Linked DNA regions of Homo sapiens: region 1 is linked to region 2. A link is a contact called in ENCODE Hi-C or POLR2A ChIA-PET data. All regions are on one chromosome and are shown on one strand. Each heading gives the region's core, a stretch centred on a gene start or an enhancer-like site at or near the end of the contact. The rest is flanking DNA. Distances are from core to core; before and after follow the strand shown.

Evidence for each region. A loop is a pair of places that touch in the nucleus more often than their neighbours do. ChIA-PET counts read pairs that join two places held with the same protein, here RNA polymerase II (POLR2A).
Region 1: a loop to region 2 is called in a map of mesothelial cell of epicardium, with 21 times the contacts of the local background. The contact joins the promoter of R3HDML here to the enhancer-like site in region 2. A Hi-C loop is called at or near these places in 1 of 168 maps with a recorded cell type or tissue (mesothelial cell of epicardium). POLR2A ChIA-PET finds 5 or more read pairs at or near these places in 4 of 52 experiments (Caco-2, HepG2 and WTC11).

What each region holds. Positions count from the first base shown.
Region 1 is chr20:44,334,966-44,341,419 of GRCh38, forward strand. R3HDML (R3H domain containing like) reads left to right here and starts at 2,078. Exons shown (of 5, transcript NM_178491.4): 1 at 2,078-2,453; 2 at 6,231-6,349. The coding sequence starts at 2,193. RefSeq lists an enhancer at 760-1,749.
Region 2 is chr20:44,299,828-44,306,039 of GRCh38, forward strand. It overlaps FITM2 (fat storage inducing transmembrane protein 2), which reads right to left. Exons shown (of 2, transcript NM_001080472.4): 2 at 3,013-6,212. Among named protein-coding and RNA genes, the nearest start is that of FITM2, 8.3 kb to the right of the region's middle. Within about 2 kb of position 2,595, at least 7 of the 41 ENCODE cell types and tissues checked have a DNase peak (open chromatin) inside an H3K27ac peak, as active enhancers do.

The DNA.
Region 1 (6,454 bases), core at 828-3,327, 35 kb after region 2:
GCATACATACTCTCACAAGTACACACGTACACACAAACACATTCACACACACATTCCTAGAGTGCACACAGTGTGCCAGCCACTGTACTAAGGCTCCACAAATGTTCACTCATTTCATCTTCGCAGTAATGCTACAAGGTAGGCACCGCTATTTCTCCCATTTTACAGATGAGGCACACAATGGTTGAGTAACGTGCCCAACACCTAGTTAGTGAGGGGGTGGGATAAGGGAAATTTGAACCCAGATTTGTGGGCTTAATTCATTTGCTAATGAATAGGCTGTGTTTGAGTGGCATCATAACGAACATCACCCTAGGCTTTTTTCCTTATGCATCTATATTTGGTTTGGTTAGAAAATGGCATCTTTGGCTGATACAAAAAAATTAGCCAAGTATGGTGGTGCGTGCCCGTGGCCCCAGCTATTCAGGAGGCTGAGATGGGAGGATCACCTGAGCCTGGGAGGTGGAGGTTGCAGTGAGCCGAGATTGTGCCACTGCACTCCAGCCTGGACGACAGAGCGAGACTCTGTCTCAAAAGAAAAAAAAAGAAAGACAGCCTGTCCAATATGGTGAAACCCCATCCCTACTAAAAAATACAAAAATTAGCCAGGTGTGGTGGTGTGCACCTGTAGCCCCAGCTACTTAGGAGGCTGAGGCAGGAGAATCGAGGTTGCAGTGAGCCGAGATTGCGCCACTGCACTCCAGCCTGGGCGACAAAGTGAGACAAAAAACAGAAAGAAAAAAAAAAGGAAAGGAAAAGGAAAAGGCATCCTTTTAGATACTAACCAGGCCTGGGGTCAGATCTGGACTTAAATCCTGGCGTGATTGCAGACTGGCTGGCTTGACTTTGGGCTTGTTCTTTCTCCTCTCTGGGGCTCAGTTTCCTCATCTATGAAATGGGGAGCTATAGTACCTGCTTCTGAAGGTTGGCTGGGCTTTTGTGTAAAGCACTCAGCCCTGGGCCTGGCACATAGCAGGGGCTCACTAGATGGGCCATATTAACTGTCTGCTCCAAGGCTGGAGGGTGTTATAGGGAAAACAGTCAGAAAATACTCTCCAGATGCAAGGTGGCCTTAATATGTCAGGATGTGGAAGGCAGAGAGAAGCCTCGGGGTCTGGGATCTCCCATAGGGGATGAGTATTTTTTCCTGGAATCCCTGCCCTGTTGCCACATCACTACCCTGACCATTTGCCCAGCCCAGCCCTACATGCTTCAGGTGAAAGCAGAGAGAGAGGGGCGGGAGAGAAAAGCCCATCAAGCAGCAGGCGGAGCCTCCCTGCAGGAGTCTGGCCTGGCTGGAAGGGGAGGGGGCTGTGGGGCCAGGGACGTCAGATGCCAACAGCACCAGGGGACCGTTAAAGTTGCTGCGCCGCCAGGTGGGCCAGGGTGTCTGCAGAGGTCCCCGGCCTCCTGGGCTGCCGCCTGCCACCGCTTGGGCTGCCCGTCCTGGGTACGCACCGTTGGAGCCTCCTGCCTGGTCTCTCGTGCTTCTCTGTCTCTTCTCTAAGTCGATTTTTCGCTCTTTCTTCTGTTTGTGCCCCTCTCTCTGTCTATTTCTGTCCTCCCCCAGCCACATTGTTGCCTCTCTCTCATTCTCTCTTATCTCTTTACCTTTCTATTTCTCATTCTTTTTTCTCTGTAACTCTTTTTTTCTGTCCCCTTTTTGGTCTCTCTTTTTTCTCTGCCTCTTTCATTCTCTGCCATTGGGTTTTCTCTGTGTCTCATTCTCAATTCCTAAATTGCAGCAAAGCAGGGACAAAAGGACCTTGCAATATGACTTGGGGTAAGGTGGGCCCTGCCCTCCGAGGGCATTGACTGAGCCCGCTCCAGCAGGATTGGTGAAGAGGATGTCTAGACTGGAGAGGGCTGCTGTCTGTCTCCTGGGCTGGAGGGACAGAGCACTGGCTTTGAAGTGGTGGCACCATCTCACCCCAGGGCCATGTCTGGATTAGCCACTGTCTGGGCATTTCTTCCCCTTGCCCAACCCACTCAGTCCCCTGGGGTGGAAAGGAAGGGGTGCTGGGCATCTGGACCAGAGCTGCATCTGGAGGTCTTTGCCAAGTTCCCAGGAGGCAGCATCCTCTGGGTCGGCACTGTTGGAGAACGCTCAGGGTCTGGTGCTCTCGTGCCTGCCCCTTCCAGGCAGCCGGCTCTGATTGCACAAGGCAGACCTGTGACTCCTCCATCCAGCTATGCCCCTGCTGCCCAGCACCGTGGGCCTGGCAGGCCTGCTCTTCTGGGCTGGCCAGGCAGTGAACGCCTTGATAATGCCTAATGCTACCCCAGCCCCGGCCCAGCCCGAGAGCACGGCTATGCGGCTCCTGAGTGGCCTGGAGGTGCCCAGGTACCGCCGGAAGCGCCACATCTCTGTGAGAGACATGAATGCCTTACTGGATTATCACAACCACATCCGGGCCAGTGTGTACCCACCTGCCGCCAACATGGAATACATGGTGAGTCCCCGTACCTGCCCCCCACCCCCCGCAGTGTCCCTTCCGGCAAACGCAGCCGGACTCATCTTGGCCTAGAATGACTGGCTTTGAAGAGCTGGACCACTTGCCTGCCTGGCCCCACTAGCCAGTATCTGGGTGTCGACCTGTGGAAAGGGCAGGAGTTAATCTGCCCATTTTACAGATGAGGAAACCAAGAAGGTTGCACAGCTGTTCCAGTGAGTCAGGCATGTGACTACTATGTAAGGAGCACCACTGTGCGCCAGGCACTGCACGTGAGTATCATCTCCATTTTCCAGAGGAAGAAACTGAGACTCAGAGAATTAATTTGCCCAGCCAGGATTTCAATCCAGGTCTGCCTGCTGCCACCTGGCACCATCACAACTGTAACCATCACAATCCCCTACCCAAGAATTTTGGCTCCCCACACTGGGGACCTGCATGGGGTGCGTGGCTGGTGCTTTCTATGCTATTGTCTCTTTACCCTAAGGTCTTGACTGACACACCCACAGCATCCTCCACAAGCCCCTGGAGGCAGGCTTGGAGCAGTGGGGACAGGTACTGGGGAATCTCAGGCTGAGGAAAACCAACAGCTGACCAGCAGAGGAAGCTGGGATGTCTCCCCTCAAAGAGGCAGGGCTGGTGGCTCTCACTCCAGCCCCCAAGAAGTCAAAGGAGGGCACCAACCTTTTGCTTACAGCTCCTCCCCCAGGGCCACTGTCCAAAACCAGCCTAGAGGGATGGGTTTCCAGCCCACCCAGAGATGTCTTTAGGGAAAGAGTTTGCCAGTCTGCCCCCTGAAAGACCAACACATGCCACTCGATAGCCTGAAAACTTAACTTTTTCATCGTATCCATTGACTTATACTTGGAGTACACTTGCAGCCAGGCACCGTGCTAAGCCTTGTGGATACTGCTGGTAACAGAATAGACAAGGCCCCTTCCTTCACGAAGGTGACATTTTAGTGGGAATAAGAGAAAACAAGCATGAACAACAAGATATTAATGTACATAAGATAACGTGAGGAGGCAATACAGTGTTGGGAGGGGCGGGAATAAGAGCCGGGATGGCAGGCAGCTAGAGTGCAGGGGAGTCATTGACTTGTTCATTCATTCGTTAGCACCTAGAATGCCCTCCATTTTTCAAACAAATGGCACATTTATTGAGCACCCGTTGTGCGTGTGTGGCACCTGCCCCAACAGGTGTTTAATGATTGCAGGCGGCATGGAGCAGAGAGGGTTCAATATCTCACCAGGGACTCCAGGGAGGGCCTGAACATGTAGGTTTGATGTTTAGCCTGCTCCTTCCCTCACTTTACCCCTTTGTAGCATGAGGGAAGCACTCCTCTGCTCTCCCTAAAAGACTGAGCCAGAGAGCCGGGCGCAGTGGCTCACGCCAGTAATCCCAGCACTTTGGGAGGCCGAGGTGGGTGAATCACCTGAGGTCAGGAGTTCCAGACCAGCCTGGCCAACATGGTGAAACCCAGTCTGTACTAAAAATACAAAAATTAGCTGGGTGTGGTGATGAGCGCCTGTAATCCCAAGCTACTTGAGAGGTGGAGGCAGGAGAATCGCTTGAACCTGGGAGGCCGAGGTTGCAGTGAGCCGAGATCCAGCCAGCCTGGATGACAAGAGTGAAACTCTATCTAAAAAAAAAAAAAAAAAAAAAATATTGGGCCAGACAACCCTGGTAGATACCTGGACCCCTCTTTGGATGCCCCATTTCTCCCTCCCTAGCTGACTTCTACTCACAGAACAGGCTGTCCAACTCGACAGCCTTTGCCCTAGCAGCCCTTCTCTCACTGCCGCAAGAAAGTTTGGCTCCCATTTCTCACTCTCACACCGACCAGGACTGTAATAATCAATGACTTGTTGAAGGCCTTGTTGCCTTGCTACCCTGAGTCCTCAGTGCCTAGAGATGTTGTTTGATATTTGATGAATGAACAAATCCTATTTCAGAGAATCCCAGGAAGTCAGAGATGGAAGGGAACTAGTATTTTAATGACATATTTTCTGGTTATAAAACTTGGAGAATTCATACATTGGAAAATTACAAAACTGTTAAGGAGGATGAGGAGGGCATTCACCATGTAGTGATGGGGAATAATCACTAAGACAAAAGAGCAAGGTGCAGAATAGAATATGCTGCCATTTGCCTATATATATGTGTGTGTGTGTGTGTGTGTGTGTGTCTGTGTGTGTGTGTATATATAGAGAGCTGCTTGTACAGGTATAGAATATATACCTGTATACAGAGGACACAAGAAGCAGTGGTGACTGCCTCTTGGGACGGTGTGCAGGGTGGTGGGGTTGGGGGAGAAGTATAGGAGAGAGATGAGACTTTCTACTGTTCCTCCTTGGTTATCTATTTTTGTTGTTGTTGACACGGAATCTCCCTCTGTTGCCCAAGCTGGAGTGCAGTGGCACGATCTCGGCTCACTACAACCTCTGCCTCCTGAGTTCAAGCAATTCTCGTGCCTCAGCCTCCCAAGTAGCTGGGACCACAGGTACACACCACCATGCCTGACTAATTTTTGTATTATCATTATTATTTTTGAAGACAGAGTTTCACTGTTGTTGCCCAGGATGGAGTACAATGATATGGACTCAGCTCACTGCAACCTCGGTCTCCCAGGTTCAAGCGATTCTCCTGCCTCAGCCTCCCGAATAGCTGGGATTATAGGTGCCCGCCACCACACCCGGCTAATTTTTATATTTTTAGTAGAGACAGGGTTTCACCATGTTGGCCAGGTTAGTCTCGACCTCCTGACCTCAGGTGATCCGCCCACCTCGGCCTCCCAAAGTGCTGGGATTACAGATGTGAGCCACCATGCCTGGCCTAATTTTTGTATTTTTAGTAGAGAGGGGGTTTCTCCATGTTGGCCAGGATGGTCTCGAACTCCTGACCTCAAGTGATCTGCCTGCCTCAGCCTCCCAAAAGTGCTGAGATTACAGGCGTGAACCACTGTGCCCAAGCGGATATCTTACATATTAAAATTATGCATATTTTCACGATTTAAAAAAGCTTTTGACTTAACCATTTTCAATGTTAAAATAAACACATTTAGAAAATACTACAAGGCCGGGTGCGATCCACCTGCTTCAGCCTCCCGAAGTGCCCTGTAATCCCAGCACTTTGGGATGCTGAGGCAGGTGAATTGTTTGAGGCCAGGAGTTGGAGACTAGCCTGGGCAACATGGCAAAACCCTGTCTCTACAAAAATTAGCCAGGTGTGGTGGCATGCGCCTGCAGTCCCAGCTACTCAGGAGGCTGAGGTGGGAGGATCGCCTCTCACCTCACCACCTCCCACTGTACCAGGAGGCAGAGGTTGCAGTGAGCTGCGATCGCACCACTGCACTCCAGCTTGGGTGACAGAGTGAGATCCTGTCTCAAAAAAGAAAAGAAAAGAAAAAAAGAAAGAAAGAAAAAGAAAATACTATAAGTACAATTTAAGAATTAGTTATTTTCTCATCCTTCTGGGTTCAGTCACTTCTAGGGACTGCTGAGAACTCCTGTACGAACACCCTGGGACCTGCTCAGAGCAGAGCCCAAGCTCAGAGTCAAGAGATCTGGGTGTGGACCCCAGCTCTGGTATGGACTCATGGTTGCCCTTCAAGTCATCAGCGAGCTGAGCCTCAGTCTTCTACTTTGTCACGTGGGTTTGTTGCAGGGTTCCAGGGAGATGGGGTAGAAACGGCACCAGGTAAATGTGCATCTCTGGACACAGTTGTGACGATGGTGGCAATTCCCCTGGGGAATTTCATTGCCTTTCTTTCCCCAGGTCTGGGACAAGCGGCTGGCCAGGGCTGCCGAAGCCTGGGCCACCCAGTGCATCTGGGCACATGGGCCTTCACAGCTGATGAGATACGTGGGCCAGAACCTCTCCATCCATTCTGGCCAGTGAGTGACCCTCTGCCCTTCCTTCACTCAGTCATTCAACAAATACTCATTGAACACTTACTCTGTACCAGGTGCTGCACTTGACACTGGGATACAGTGGCGAGC
Region 2 (6,212 bases), core at 1,345-3,844:
AGAACCTTTGGGTCTAGCTCAGGGATTGTAAACGCACCAATCGGCGTCCTGTCAAAACAGACCACTAGGCTCTACCCATCAGCAGGATGTGGGTGGGGCCAGATAAGAGAATAAAAGCAGGCTGCCCGATCCAGCAGTGGCAACCCGCTTGGGTCCCTTTCCACACTGCGGAAGCTTTGTTCTTTCACTCTGCAATAAATCTTGCTGCTACTCACTCTTTGGGTCCACACTGCTTTTATGAGCTGTAACACTCACCCCGAAAGTCTGCAGCTTCACTCCTGAAGCCAGCGAGACCACAAGCCCACCAGGAGGAACGAACAACTCCAGACAAGCCGCCTTAAGAGCTGTAACAGTCACCGCGAAGGTCTGCAGCTTCACTCCTGAGCCAGAGACATCACGAACCCACCAGAAGGAAGAAACTCCGAACATATCTGAACATCAGAAGGAACAAACTCCAGACGCACCACCTTAAGAGCTGTAACACTCACCGCGAGGGTCCGCGGCTTCATTCTTTAAGTCAGTGAGACCAAGAACCCACCAATTACGGACACGCTAGGTTGCTATCTAAACAGGTGCGACCAGCTTACCTCCCTTCTCCTAAGGTATGAGAATCCCTGTTTTCTGTACTGTGTGTGTTCAACTTTAAAACTCCCCAGAGACTGTATTCGAGGTTTCTGGGACAGTTTCTAAAGGTGTTTAAACTGTAAAGGATTTCTCCTAACAGAACCTACCTTCTTGACAGCTCTCAAAAATGTTTTTATTTTTGAGACTTTTTAAAAGAGCTGGCCAGGCACAGTAGCGCACTGCTGTAATCCCAGCACTTTGGGAGGCCAAGGTGGGTGGATCACCTGAGGTCAGGGGTTCGAGACCAGCCTGGCCAACATGGTGAAATCCCGTCTCTACTAAAAATACAAAAATTAGCTAGGCATGGTGGCGCACGCCTGTAATCCCAGCTACGTGGGAGGCTGAGGCATGAGCACTGCTTGAAGCCAGAAGGTGGAGGTTGCAGTGACCCGACACTAGCAACTGCACTCTAGCTTGGGTAAGACAAGACTATGTCTCAAATAAATAAATAAATATTACAAATAAATAAGACCTCTGCAGTTTATTCCTCTGGGAATTAGGTCCAGCTCCCCATGTCCATTAAACCTATGTGAACATGCGCAACCAGGCCTGAACTACATTTGTGTGTTGATGTAGAGAAAAAGGAGGCAGGGCTGCAACAAAGTCCACCCAGAGGTCTGCTTCCCCCATCATTCACCAAGAAACCAGCTGCCACAACAGCTCTGAGTGGGAGTTTCTTTTCATGTTGTTTCCAAAAATAAAAGCCATAGTCAGCTTGGGAAGAACTTTTCATCAAGCAGAACAGAGAAACAGTAGAAAAGATTCAAAGAGTTGGTGAGATTATCCAGTCCAACCCCATCGTTTATTACAGGAGGAAATTGAAACCCAGAGATGTTGAGTGACTAGTTCAAGGTCACACAAAAGAGTGGAAAAACCAGCAGCAGAACCCACCTCAAAGCCAGGTGCTCTAACTTCCAGCTGAGCATCTTAGTCCATTTTGTGCTGCTATAACACAAGACCACAGACTGGGTAACTTATAAAGAACAGTGACTTCTTACAGTTCTAGAGGCTGGGAAGTCCAAGATCAAAGGGCTGGCATCTGGCTAGGGCCTTCTTGCTACATCATCCTATAGTGGAAGGCAAAAGGGCCAAAGATTTTGGGGGCTAGGGGACAAACTCATCCTTTATAAAGATGCTCCTCTCATGGTAACAAACCCACTCCCCAAATACTGGCATTAACCCATTCATGAGGCCAGAGGCCTCATAACCTGATTACCTCTTAATGGTCCCACCTCAATGCTGTTGCATTGGGGATTAAGTTTCCAAGACATGAACTTTGGAAAATATATTCAAACCACAGCACTGAGTGCTCTTTATGTTACAGCAGGGAGTATCTATGATCTCCACTCACAGTCCTTTAAGGCTAACTTCCTTCCAATCTCAGTTGCTTTTAAAAATGACAGGAAAGTGAGGCTTCTTGAAAATGGATGTCCGCATAAAAATCATGGTAACATATCTATGAGCCTTTGTGTGTGCTGTCCCCACTGCCTTGGATTCCCTTCTCTGCCTAACTGCTTGAACTCCTCCTCATCCATCAAAACCCAAAGAATTGCTGCCTTCTTTGAAAATATTCCCTGACTCTCCAGGGCCTCTGGTTGTTCCCTGCTTTATGTTCTTGGCCCTGACCTTGCCCCAGCACTCAGAACCCTTTATGGCAGGATTGGTTCTTCTCCATGAGAGTGAAAACTCTTCCAAGGCAGAGATGGACCAAATTCATCTTTGCAACACCAGCACACAGCTTAAGCTACAAAAGGATGGACTTTGAACCACAATCTCCACGCGGAGGGGAGTTTATCATTCCACCCCAGCTCCCAGCTCACAGTGTGAGCCCAAGAAGGGTTTGTTGCTGCCAAAGGAATCTGAACAGGGAAGTTCTGCAACAGGAGGGGATTCTGATCCTGGAGCCACGGAGCTTTCAACAGACACTTCCTGGACGTGCCAAGCAGGTCAGGCTGACAAACGAGTGGGCACTAAAAGGCACAAGAAGCTCTCACATGTGTACAGGCCTCCAGGACTACAAAGCACTTGCAAAGGTGACCTCATCTGAGTAAACTTTGAAAGTGCTCTTCAGTGTTGCTTCTGTGAGGCCTACTTCACTTTTTACCAAGAGAACTGCTCCCAAGTCTGGCTGATCCTGACCTCAGGACTGTAAGACATGAAGGTGGCACACAGGGAAGGAGTAAGTCAAGCTAATAAATACATGTCTGAACATGCATTTATATTACAAGACATACGGGGAAAAACAGGAGCAACTCTAGCCATAAAATAACCCGTATATGACAAGTTAAATTGAGAAAGAATTACCTACTTTCACGAAGTGCGCTGAGGTTTATTGGGCTCTGCGCTTCCTTAAGAGTATTAGAAAAGAACACACAAAATGCTGAAATATGGGATTTCATTATCTCAGTTTACTTTAATTTGCTTGTTTACACACACGATCTGTGTGTACATAACAGTGGCAAGAGCCATTCTCTAAATACAATCTGGTACCCAGACTATGACAGATGCACGTGGAAAATGAGGCGTCAGTGAATTAATCTCAACATAGAAAGGCAAAATAAGCATGGCAGTATTCTATGATCACAGATGCCCCCAGAGCCTGGGGGTAACCGACACTTTTCAACATAATACAGGACAATTTTAACAAAAGACCCAGACTCCAAATGGCACCCAAAATATATTCGTTTCTCTGCCTTCTCTAGAGGAGTCAGAAAGTTCTAAAGGCTTACTCAAGAAAAAGGAGGCAGGGAGACTATGGCCTGCTAAGCACAGATGCTGAGCACTTTACATGCACCATTTCTCTTCATCTCCACCTGACAGACGATGAAAACGAGGTTTGCCATGATCACACAGCTATCAGGAGTGGTGCCAAGATATGAACCCACATCTCATGTTTGCTTGAGCCCAAATCCTTTCACTTATGTCAGGCTGTTTCACATAGGAATAGAAAGCATGCTCCCAAGGAAGAGGCAAGGGGGCTAAGCATGGACAAGTGGCGGAAGCCTCATCGATACAGAAGGCTCTGCAATTGACACTTTCCACATACAGTTAATTTAGTGCTGAGCCCGCATCAGACCCACGTGGGATAAATATCTGGAGATTTAAGTGTCACAAATGAACTTCTGGGGTCACCCTGTGCCTATTCCCTTTTGGTGCTGAACATGACACTTTGGAGAGCCTTTTTTTTTTTTGAGACAGAGTCTCACTCTGTCGCTCAGGCTGGAGTGCAGTGGCGTGATCCTAGCTCACTGCAACCTCTGCCTCCTGGGTTCAAGCGATTCTCCTGCCCCAGCCTCCCGAGTAGCTGGGATTACAGGCGTGTACCACCACACCTGGCTAATTTTTGTATTTTTAGTCGAGACGGGGTTTTATCATGTTGGCTAGGCTGGCCCAACCTCAAGTGATCCTCCCATCTCAGCCTCCCAAAGTGCTAGGATTACAGGTGTGAGCCACCATGCCTAGCCTAGGAGAGCTTTCAATCCCTTCAACAAGCCCCTGCCATCTACTCCATGGCCACTCCCACCACTGGTTTATGGGCATAGGCAACAGAGGGTCACATCTTACCAACGCCTCCAAAGCACCATGGTGCCACCTCCCATATCTCATCACCTGTGTTTCTGCTCCTTTTGGGTGCAACAAATCATGACTCATTGTGATGGATAAAATTAACCTCCAACTTGATGGGATATGAAATATTTAAAATATATCCTTATAGTAAAAGATTTTACACCGAAGATTCATCCTCAACCACTTAAGCTTCAGTGAAGCCAGTCAGGTGTAGTGCTTCTCAGTTAATGCTACTATTGGACTTGATTGGAGAGAGGGGCATCAAGGCGGCCTTAAGGGTGATTACCCCAACAGCAAGGGGCTCAGTTTGAAAGGCTTAAGGAGACAGTCTGGGAGAGAAGAGGGGATATCTTATCACAGGGCGTGGAACTGTGCCTTTGTGGATGGAGGTGACAGGATTTCTAACCCTTCCCAGCATTGTCACAGCAAAGGCCACAGAATGACAAAGCTGGAAACTGAAAAGTGCTGCAAAGGGGAGAGAAAAAGGAAACTGATTTCAAGTCCAGCTGAACAGGCCCAGGTATGGTTTGGTTTAGTTTGGTTGGTGATGCAAGTAACAGGAGGGAGGGACCACAGCCATGCCACCCTTCAATAAGGGTGATTTTGCAAACAGGTTGGCTTTTTGCCATCAGAGGGAGGCATTTTACTTCACTTCTGAATTATCATAATCTTGTCCAACAGGTACAGATGCCCTGGGCCACAGCAGAGTGATCAGTGCACTCAGCACATGACCCTGAAGCACACTGTTCAGTCTATACCACTGATATGTGGTCAGGGACATTTCGGTGCAAGAACGCATTCTGCAAAATTACCTTGATTCACCTTAAAATTCAACAGGCTGTTACTAAAATGCCTGCTTTCTGGTTTGATTATCTTATTTATTTATAGAAACCAGGGTCTCACTATGTTGCCCAGGCTGGTCTCAAACTCCTGGGATCCAGTAATCCTCCCACCTCAGCCTCCCAAAGTGCCAGGATTATAGGTGTGAGCCACTACACCTGGCCCAGGTTTCATTGCTAACAGAGAAAACAGCCCCATGAGGTGGAATTTAAGACTGTAAGACCAGAGTTTGGTTCATAACAAGTACATTAGTGTTCTAAACCAACCAACCAATCAACCAGCCAACCAACCAACCAACAAACCCTCAAAACAACCTACATGTGCCAGAGTGCAGCACTGGCCTTGTGAGTTATTTTCAGGAGTTTTATCAACAAAGAACAAATGTCACAGTTCTTATCAAAAACTGTAAAGGATTCGCTCAAAATAGAACAGAAAAAAAGTAATCTTATTGCTCCAAAAAAACCAGCATATAGTAATAGAAAACATGGACAGAAAATGATCATAGTCCATTACGTATGAATCATCCAATACTTGGTCGGAGAGGCACTGCATCTAAAAGGGCCTGTTTTGGTGGCTAATCGCAAGTCAGTTGCAATATTTAAACACTTCATGGATGAAACAAATATTACAACCAGAGAGTGTCCTTCAGGCATCAGGCTGTTTTTATAAAGAACCCTGCCTGAGCCGGGCGCGGTGGCTCATGCCTGTAATCCCAGCACTTTGGGAGGCCGAGGCAGGTGGATCACCTGCGGTCAGGAGTTTGAGACCAGCCTGACCAACATGGAGAAACCCCATCTCTACTAAAAATACAAAATTAGCCTGGTGTGGTGACGCATGCCTGTAATCCCAGCTACTCGGGAGGCTGAGGCAGGAGAATCGCTTGAACCTGGGAGGTGGAGGTTGCGGTGAGCCGAGATCGGGCCATTGCACCCCAGCCTGGGCAACAAGAGCAAAACTCCATCTCAAAAAAAAGAAAAAAACCCTGCCTGAAATAGATGCCTATGCAAAACTGACCAGTGGGAAATACTGTTTTGTTTTGTTTTTTCTTTTTTGAGGTGGAGTCTGCTCTGTCACCCAGGCTGGAGTGCAGTGGTGCGATCTCAGCTCACTGCAACCTCCACCTCCTAGGTCCAAGCAATTCTCCTGCCTCAGCCTCCTGAGTAGCTGGGATTACAGGCATG